Linked DNA regions of Homo sapiens: region 2 is linked to region 1. The links are chromatin loops, found by intact Hi-C in ENCODE. Cell type or tissue: heart right ventricle. All regions are shown on one strand. Links, peaks and the distances in the headings refer to the core of each region. The heading gives the core; the rest is flanking DNA. Region 1 overlaps FABP2 (fatty acid binding protein 2). Region 2 has its middle 39 kb from the start of LINC01061.

What was found. A loop is a pair of places that touch in the nucleus more often than their neighbours do. Peaks named below come from ENCODE experiments on the same cell type or tissue, not always from the same donor. Only the 100,000 strongest peaks of a DNase experiment are listed, where the experiment ranks them.
Region 2: it touches region 1 in a loop (2.6-fold over the local background); 11 of 110 quality-filtered maps call a loop at or near these places.

The regions. Positions count from the first base shown.
Region 1 is chr4:119,312,132-119,317,520 of GRCh38, reverse strand. FABP2 (fatty acid binding protein 2) reads left to right here. Exons shown (of 4, transcript NM_000134.4): 4 at 1-271. Among named protein-coding and RNA genes, the nearest start is that of FABP2, 7.3 kb to the left of the region's middle. In heart right ventricle, for the core only: a CTCF peak has its summit at 2,968 (motif pointing left); no DNase peak of the experiment used is centred there.
Region 2 is chr4:119,368,640-119,374,028 of GRCh38, reverse strand. It overlaps the pseudogene KLHL2P1. Among named protein-coding and RNA genes, the nearest start is that of LINC01061, 39 kb to the left of the region's middle. In heart right ventricle, for the core only: no CTCF peak of the experiment used is centred there; a DNase peak (open chromatin) is centred at 3,408; H3K4me3 peaks cover 1,575 bases.

The sequences.
Region 1 (5,389 bases), core at 202-5,201:
ATCTTTGAAAGCTGAATACTGCGTGTTCTCACTTATAAGTGGGAGCTAAATAATGTATACACATGGACACACCAGAGTGTAGAATAATAGACACTGGAGACTTGGAAGAGTTGGAGGGTTGGCAGGGGGCGATGATAATTTACTTAATGGGTACAATGTACATTATTCAGGGGGTGATGGTTACAGCCCAGACTTTACCACTATGCAATATATCAATGTAACAAAACTATACTTGTACTCCTTAAATTTATATAAAAATACCTTAAATCTATGTTCATTTTATAATTTCATAAAAATCTTCACATAGGAAATAGTAATTATTTAGATTTTCACATGCTTCTCTTCATAAAAGCTCAATGTATTTTTATCCCTCTAATCTTATGTGTCTACCATATATGAATCAGGAAAAGGCAGGTATTAATCTCAATACAAAAACTGAGAGAGACAAAGGCACAAAGAAGTTTATTAGCTTGTCTAATATTGTACAAAGTCCATGATGAACAGAAGAATTAAATGTAGGTCTTGACTTTCAGCCTAGATCATTATGATCTATGCTATTACTCAGCCTGTTATAAACAAAAATATATTAAGAAAAAAAATGTCCTTAATTCCTCAGTGGCACCCAAGAATAGCACTCTAAATGAGTCAGGTCAGACTGTAAAATAATGGTGTTGAGTGATTAGACACTTATCTATTTCTAGTCTCATTGCAGGCTGACTTTTTTCACCATTTATATCCTTTCTAGAATTAAATTTCCACTATTTATTAGTATTGGAGAACAGCCTATTATTTGTTAAGTGACTTCCATTTCAACAACCGTTTTTCGGGAAAACCAACCTTGTCATTACACCACCCTGCTTGGCCAAAAGAGGGTCCCTGACCCAAGAGCAGCCAATCTACCACAATTTGGCCAGATCATGAGCTCTGTGTAGAAGGAAAAATGACAACTAACTGAACCTGCAAGAACCTCTTTCTAGGGAGTTTGAATTTGAGAAGTACACAGTTAGTAGTTGATAGCAAGGAAAAAGGCTTAAAGAGGACAAATAGAGCAGACAATAAGTAGAAGTCATGAGTACCTGAAACTATGAACAAGCAGTAACCATAGGGTAGATAGCAGAATGTCGGGGCAGTCAGAAGCAGTTGGAGTAGTAGAAGCTGAAATATTTACACATGCAATATGGTATCTGGGATTTGCTTCAAATTGCTTTCTCCCCAATCTAGGGTTGGGGAGGAAGATTGATACAAGTTGGCAATTCTTGCAGCTGTTGCAAAGTGCCTGACACATAATAACATATGATAGGTTCACTGAATAGGAACACAGGAATTCATTATATTCATCTCTGTACTTCTGTATGTATTTGAGATTTTCCATAACAAGAAGTTAAAAATATAGTACTTACATACACATATAACTCCAGAATCCAACCACTTCCCATCACTTCCACTGCTATCACCTTAGTATGAGCCACCATTATCTTTTTCCTGGATTACTGTTACAACTCTCTAAAAAGCCCAAGAACTTCTACCTTCCCTACTCCACCCCTTTAGTCTCTTTTTCTACACAGCAGCCAGAAGGATCCTTTAAAAATCTAAATCTGATCACATCGCTTATCTGCTCAAACTGCTGCAATGGCTTCCATTTTCACTCAGAGGAAAAAGCCAATGTTCTTACAATGACCTGTAAGACCCTATATGATCAGATGCCCTGTTACCTCTCCAACACGTGGTCCTGTTTTTCATGAAATATCTGGGGGAAGAGTGTTTCAAGCAGAGGAAACACCCTGGAGCAAAGACACCAAGGCAGTAGCAAACCTGGTAAATTTGAAGAACATAGCCTGGAAAGAGTCCCCAAATCACCCAGAGCTGACCAAAAACAAGACCAATGTTCAGGAAACACAGGCTGACTCAGCTTTCCTAAAATTTAGGAATGATGTGGTGAAAAAGAATGGGTTTTAGAATCACAGACTTGCCCAAATTCTTGTCTGCCCATTTACTGACTAAAATTCAAGTTCTGATTCTCTATTTTTCTCATTTGAAAAATGGGGAAAATGTAATGATTTTCTGAGCTTGTTGCAATTGAGGTATTATGTATAAAACATCGAGTGTAATGCCTGGCATATACCTGGTACTCAAATGTAACATAAACATGTACCCTTCTCCTCTAGAGAAAATGGGGCAAAGTATATCCTGAGTAGATGGGAAAACTCTTTTCTTAAAATACCTCTCATGGAGTCTGCGTGAGAGAGTGAGCCTTGGCCTGGTAGATGAGAATACTTAGTTCCAGTCCAGTCTGTGACATAACTAGCTGGGGACTTTGGGAGAGTCTCTTCATCTCTTTGGAATGTAGTTTAATCATCTTTAAAATGAGAGGATTGAACTAGATCTCCAAATTTTCTTTCAGTGCTAAGATTCTATGATGTCTGAATGACATTTAGTGATTCCTTCCTTTCTTAAGCAGCCTTTTTGGTGTGGGTCACAGGGGACAGGACATTAGAACAATGGAAGGTAGGATGGGAAGAGGGAAATATTTACATTATAAAGTATGGCTGGTTTCATGGGTGTATGGCTTGTGTGGGCTCAGAGGGCCCTGTGCTTGGTTTAATGCTCTTTTCTTACTGTCCTAAAATTCTCAATACTTTTTGAACAACTTCTGCATTTTCATTTTACACAGGGCCCTGAAAATTATGTGGCTTGTCCTATTTCTATGGATTGACTATTAATAAGTACAAAAGATATTTTCCTATGAGCAACTAGAGAGAATGGTAGCAAGACATCTCTAGGCACCTAAAGAAGGGTGAATGGATGGATGGAAAAGATAGTTGCCTGGGATAAAATGGAAGTGAGATAAGGTTATGTGGTGATGGGGAAGGGAAAAAGGAGGTAGATGGTCACTTCATCATTAAGAAGTGCTTCTTTACCTTTTGCTACTTGCTTTCTCTAAACTATAGTATAAGAATGCCATCTGCTGGCCAAGGATACAGACTCTTTCGGAGGTTTCCAATGCAGTGTCTTTGCCGCATTTCAGTGTCTAGGGAGTGTTCCAGAAAGGTCTGATATACCGTAGTCTACACTTTAAAATGTTAATTATTAAATGCTTCTTCAGTTCCAAACTCCACACTAAACAAAGCTAATACAAAGACTCCTCTTGAACCGATCCACTAAAACTGCTTTCATTTATTGAACAAAAAATAATTTTAAAAAAGCACTATGTGCCAGACAGCAAGTATTTAATGATGAACACTATTGGTAGAGATATTTAGGTGATTAAGAATTTCCTCAAATGGATACAAACTCTCAGGCTCATCTTGGGTCTGAATCGAAATACCAAGAATAGCATCATCATCTTCAGCATTGGATGGTCATCTAGAGTAGGGTTATACTCTCACTCAGTGGGTGCTAATATGCAGGGTGGTGTATATTGCCTTCAGGCCCGATGACCAACCTTCAAGCTATTGTCTGGAACAGATTTTACTGGAGAATTGACTGGAAAAGAAGAGTATGCAAGACAGTGGCAGAAGATGAAAGTTTGAAGCAAATGGTGGAAATCAATAGTCATGGATAAAGCATAGTGTTCCAGAGGGCTTCTCTCATCCATATATATCCTCATTGAAGATTCCATTAGAATGATGGATTGCGAGAAGTCCTCCCTGCCATGTAATCAAGATTTCCAGGAATGAAAGAGGGAGCTTAAACAATTAGTAGTTAGGACTGCTGTGAAATGAAGGAGTAGTAGAACTCTGAAGGAGGACAGGCAAGGAAGTGCTCCCTAAATGTCAGCCCAGTTTCAAAGCCACATCTCTCAGATTACAGGTAGTGTAACTGTTCTTATCAAATGATTCTGGCACACTCACTATATTCACTGGAGAAAACACCTGAAAGTCAAAGAACAGTACTCTTCCTAAACTTGAAAACAAAATGTCTTTTAGGTAAAGGAGTATATGCTCAATGCCTTCACTGGGTTTTAATTTAGAAACTTTTAAACAAGATTTTTTTTAAAAAAAGGATACTGAAGGGCATCATTGTGACACAGAACTTCCTCTCTTTAACATATACTTGGAACAGAGAAACCTCAGTAAAGATGGAGGTTATTTCACAATCCCAGTCCAGACTGAGTGTTTGTCCTGCATGTTCCCATGGCACAAAGTGTTCAACTCCAGCAATACCATTACTCTATATTCAATCTGCTTGCCTGCCTCCTCTAGTTTGTGAGCTATATGAGGGCAAGGATAGGGTCTTATATCTATACCCCACACTGTATCCCTCTAACACATAGCAAATATTAATGATTGTAATTTGGGGCATGCTGGGCAGCCCCAGCCTCAGAAAGCCAGCTTTCCCCATTCTTTCTTAAACCCAGAAGATCTACTGAGGGAATAAGTCCTTGTTGTTCTTTACAAACAGATAAACTTATTCTGAACCAGATCACCCTAGCCATATCTGATTAGGTCAAAAATGGCCACCTGACCCAAGGGCAGTCAATTTCTATACTTGAGAGCAGCCAATGATAGGAGAACTCTGTCCAAGACCAATAATTCTCATTAATTAAAACCAGGTAGGGTCTCTGTTGAGAATTTGACTTCAATACACAGAGAAAGTCATTAGCTAGTAATGATGGGCAAAAGTTAAGATACAGATGGAAAAGCAAACAACAGATGCCATGAGGTAAAAGCAGTCATGATGAGTTCTAGTAAACAAAAACCGGATAGAAGAAAAGAGGGGTGAGATAACATTTTTAGATGTGGAAGTAATGAATTCTTGCTTCTGGTGGATAAAAAGATAACTTGTTCAGTATAGGCTCCTCGTATTCTGAGTAGCCAAGAATACATATTCCTTTAACCAAATATGAACCAAGCACCTACCATGTGCTAAATATGACATGAGTTTTAGTGGTGAACAAGACAAATCTATTTTGTTCCCATGGAACTTTGAATCTGCTTAGCTTAGAATCTAGACATAGAAGACATATTGAATAAGTAAAAATTATTGCGATAAGTATTATAAAGGAGTAACGGTAGGCTTTCATAGAAATATATGCAATCTTGAATTATACTTTCCATTGAACTATTTTTCATAAGATGCTTAATTGTACAGACTTTCTTGAATTATTAAAGGGCCTAACTCACACATCAGACTCCTGTCATCCTTATTTTCATACAAATTGGCTCCTACACACAAGGGGGATATCATAAAATCTAAATAAATGCTTTATTTATAAAACATAGCACTAACTCAGATACAGTTAAATGCAACTCCTTCTACCACTACAAGTTAACATTTATTAATACATGGTGTTTCCAATGTGCCAGGTATTTTTCAAAGTGCTTTATAATACCAATTCATGTTCATCATCACAACAAAGTCTATATAATAAGAACAATTATTATTAGTC
Region 2 (5,389 bases), core at 304-5,303, 56 kb before region 1:
GCCGAGATCGGACCACTGTACTCCAGCCTGGGTGACACAGTGAGACTCCATCTCAAAGAAAAAAAAAAGAGAATATAGGTTCATAGTTAGAAATACATTTTTTAAAGTTATTTTCCATTTATTTCAATAATACAATAATATAAACATTCCTTCCCAAGTAAACTTATTTAAGCAAAAATTGACTCACTGTAGAGAAAAACATTAAAAATTTAATAGCATCAGCACTTGTAGAATATAGCAAAATCCTGAAGCTGGCCCACAAATGATTACAAGTGATCAGAATGTGGAAAACCCTGATTTAGGAGATCAGATTTAATATTCTAATATTTCAATATCTAATATAATTCTGATCCTGTGGTTTTACATATCACTGAAAAAGAAGAATGTGCTTTAATCTGGAGCTATCATAATCCCATGGCTTACTTTCTACTGAAGTGGATAAATTGTACTATCGGTAACAAATGTGAGAAACACCTAGCAATGTAAAGAGGTGATTTCTTAATTTGCTATTTAGGTCACAAAAATATCTTGGGCATTGTAACTAAAAGGTCCAATGAATAAATTTATGTCTTTGAAACTTATTTTCTGAGCTCTCTAAAGCAAAGGAGCAGTTGAACAGTGCTGCTTCTCATATGAAGTAGAATTACATTGATAAAATAAACCCCCAGCCACCATCTAATGGAAATTTCCATCTAGTGCAGAGTTGCACTAGTGTTAACACTGAGATTGATTAAAAATAACCCCAAGGCACTCTATGATCCTGAAGTATATTCCAAAACATCAAAGATGGAGCAATTATAATTTGATATATATTTTGAATGTTAATAATATTTTCTAAGAATCTAAGAGTGATTAAATTCCATATAGTATATACACTGAGGGAAGGCCACACTCCAAAAGCCAAAATATCTCTCTTGGGTACATCTGCCTCTAGGAAAAATGCAAAGCGGACAGTGAATGTAAAGAGGCCCTCGCCCCTCCTTCCTACATCCTTCTCCTTTAGTTCTATTCCATCAACCCAACCCTGAGTCTCTTCACTCTCAGTTTATCTGTGTGCCATCTAAAATCATGAGAACCCTGGTGTTCTCACCATGGGCTCAGTCCCTTTCAAGTCACTACTAACAGCACTGCTTCATTTCATTTGCTTCACAGCACCTACTGCTGTCAGCACTGATGTTATGTATTTGTTCCCATGTTTACTGTCTTCCTGCAAAGGAATGTAAGCTCTGTGGCAGTAGGATCACGTCTGTTACCCCCTGCCACATCCTCAGGTCTCAGAATGTGTACCTCATAAATGAATCAACCTGAACATAATTTTATGACTCCCATGTGTATTTCTATTTTGAGATACAATTGTGCATGTCCTTTGAGACAAAATTACAAACTCTGTTTCTAGGAATGTATATGTACCAGACACTTCTTGTATCCTACTACAAATCCTCTCAGCCTTACTTCTTGCCCAACCCACCACTGCGGCAACCAGGCCCAAGCAGGCTTTGACCACCTTTCTGAAGATGTATCGTAACAGGGCCTCACCCCAGCCCCCGGCCATACCTCTCTCTGGCTTCCTATCCTAGGCCTTCAGTGATGCACTGGGCTCATACCCACATAGTCTGGAAGCATGTGGGAAATAATGCTGTGGGACCACCCTTGACTAGTGGAGAACGGATCAAAGGAAGAGAAATACTTCCCCCTGGTATTCTCCTAGAAGACAGTTCTGAGACATATGTTATAAGGCTTTCAAAGGTCCTGTCACATGTAGCTATGGCCAGATCTGTACTGCACCTATGAACCGGTTTTCCCTCCTTTCCAGCTCAAGTCCTCCATTCACTCACTGTGGCTCCTTGGGATCACTTCCCAAATAAATGAACTGCATGTAAGCCTTGCTTGCAGAAGGACCCCAAGCTGTTATATTACACAATGGAACAAACTGTGAATGTGAATATACTTAGCTATAGAACTATTAATTATAGTGTTGTTTAAATTATAAAAAATTGAGAAGAACTTAAATGTCCAATAACAAGAGAAAAATGAAGTCAATTCTATAATATCAATGAAATTGAATATTTTGCAGCTCTTAAAAGAGATCTAGTAGACAAATATTTAATGACTTGGAAAAATGTTTCTAATACATTTAGTATAAAAAGCTAGTTTCTAAAAGAATCTACAGTATGACCCCTTTTTTGGGTAAACACATGTGTGCATAACAACAGACAGTATTAGAGGGCTATACCACAATTGTTAATACGTTTTATCTCTGGTTAGGTGTGATATGAACATTTCCTATTTATTTTTACATATTTGTTAAATTTTATGTATTTGTTAAGTGGTGCATTTTCTATGTACCATTTAAATGGTCAAATATTATTTAAAAGAAAGTCAGGGAGCAAGTAAAGGAATGTCTTTCTGGATCTCTACAATGCTAACAAATATAACAAGGGTTAAGGGGAGCTATATATGGACTGTGGCTTCTCTGGGAAATATTACCCACCACTCACTAGAGATTGCCTCACTTTGGCGTGTTGAAAGGCCTTTGGAGTCTGAAAGGCCTTTGATCATCAAGCCAGTGTTTTGTAGAACAGTAACCAGGCTCTACACGTTACTCTTCCTGTTCGGTGAACAGCAACAGTTTTAAGTGTTTGGAGAAACATGAAGTAGAAGGACATAGCCCCTGATTAAATAAATCTAACTTAAAATGTTGTCATTTTGAAAAACAGGGAAAAAAAAAAGCTTTTTTATTTGTATATGTTGATTTCCAACCAATGGAGACAAATAAAAGGCTGCACATTTTTTACTTTGGAGATGCTTTCTGCAATGAACAAAGAAATGGAGGGGAGAAGCCACCACTGATCAGTGAAGACACTGTAGAGCATGAGAAATGGAAGACACCCAAGCCAAACAATTAACATCTGTGTGACACTCTCACATCAGCTGCATATTTTAAAGTAAGTTGCTTTCATCCTACTTCACATTGTTTGACAAGCCAAATTACATAGAAGATGTTTTGCTTAGACAAGTATACTCCTTCTGCTTGGCTATTAGGATCTATAGTTTATTTTCAGCTTGGGCATTTATTCCATAGGGGGAAATAATTTATGTAGTATGTCTTTTAAATCCTGAGCCATTAGCAGTTTGTTTATTAGGAAGAGACTACCAAAGGGTCCGATTGCTCCATATATATATAACTTCTAAATATCTAAGAAAACATGCAAGCATGAAAAGACAGCTTTTGTTGTTGCTGTTGTTTTTGACTCGGCTAGCCATAGCTATCCTGCAAGGTGGAGCTTGGGGAGGAGTGTGGGGAGAAGGCAGGCAAGGGTGATGTGTTTAGAAGATGAAACGCTTAGTGACAAGAAAGGCAGATCTGGGTGGAGAGTCATGGTTGGATGCACATAGCAGAGGGCTGGGTTTTGCGGTCAAGGAGTAGGGTTTTGAGATGTAGAAGTATGAATAAGGAGATGGCAGGATGCCAAGGACAAGCATTTCCTATGTCAAAACTCTGCACCGGGCCAGCCCCCTACATCCCAGAAAGAGGAAGGAAACTTTCTTCCACCTTCTTTCCTGTAACCCACATGCAACCTCGCCTGCCTCCTCCCAACACTCCACCCCTAGGAATAGGTATGTCCCACAGAGTTTAAAAAAACAAAAACAACAACCTCCCCCCACCACAAAAAAAAAACTGTCTGATTAGGTCATATTAATAGCTAATAACACAAGATCTTCCAGAATAAATCCCCTTCTAGGGGTTTTTAACATTTTAAGAGAGGTTGACTCTTAAGCAGAATACAACTGCAATTGGTGGCATTTCCAATGTTATAATTAATGAAGTAGAAAAGCAAAGGTAGTATGGAGAGAAGAAATTTGGGGGCAAAGCAGCCTCAGGCAGACTGAAAGCCATCTCTCCTACACTATCCTTTTTCCAGTTGCTACTTCTACTACTTTTAACCCAAGGTTTCTCTTAAAAGTCCGACTTATTTGAGAGTGGGTCAAATGGATAATGAAGACACCACCTACCTTTCAGGTTATTGAAAAATTAAATGTCAGTCAACGATTTAACACAATGCATGGCAATGACCATGTAGCACATCAGCTCTGACTCAGGGCTTTTTTTCTTGGATTGAACATTCTACCTCATGAGAATTGAACACCAAGATTTAGTCTCTCCCGCATAAGATGATGTTTTATCCCAGATCATTCACAATATAGGTAGCTTCCTTTTTTGATCAAATATTCTCAACATAAAAGATGTAATCAGGGAAAATTTGCAAAAAAAGAAACATAGCATACAAAAATGAGAAATGTATTTGATGCTTCATTAGTTATCAAATATAGAACCATGAGAGTGCATTTTATAAGTATAATACAAAATGTTTTTACTTTTCTTTCTAGCACCTCCCAATTCAAACAACAAAATGTTTCCAGACAATATATATTCAAACTAAAGTACAGTAAGCCTTGGCCCTTAGCATATTTTTGCTGTCACTGTAAACTAATCAACTCCCTTAGAAAACAAATAAGGAACATTGATCAATAGATACCAAAAAATATAAACGTTTAAAACATTTGACCCTAAAATTATGTTTCTGAAAATCTACCTTGAGAAAAAAGTCCAAAAAATGGAATAAGATACATAAATGACTTTTACTTTAGCATTACTTAGTAGAAAAAAAACCAGAACCAACTAAAGATCTAACAATATGGCAACAATTAAGTAAAATATGATAAATCCACATGATGAAATGTTATAATCAGTAATAATAAAGACTAATAATGGCTTTAAAAATAACTAACATTTCTAAAGTATTTGCTATAACAAACAATCCTATTATAAAATTAAATGGACTTGGCACACAGCTTTAACCTATCATCATATTAGAACAACTTAATGGACAACAAGCTCCTCTGATCTCAGGAAACTTAAAAAATAAAACAATGTTGACACAAACAGAACGAACTACTGAACACTTCCACACCAAGTATTTTTAACACGTAGTGGACAGAGTAAACAAAGTGTTCTACTGGTTTTTTTAATGACAGCTTGGCTCCTGCCCTTGCATCCTTCACTCCTACAGCTGGCAGCACTGGATGTGGATCCCATCCCATCTCTAGTCAGAGGAGACACATATCCATTAACATGCTAAACTGTAATAAACCCTTACAATGCAATACTCATCAATAAACAGGGACGACTACTGAAATACACAACAGCATAGATGACTCTCACAAATATGTTATGAGGAGGAAGTCAGCCTTAAAAAAAATACATTCTGTATGATTCTATTTATATGAAGTTCAAGAACAGGGAAAACTAACCTATTATAATAGAAATCACATCAATGGTTGCCTGGAAAGGGAGTGGGAGATTTATTGGGAAGAGACCTGAGGTTAT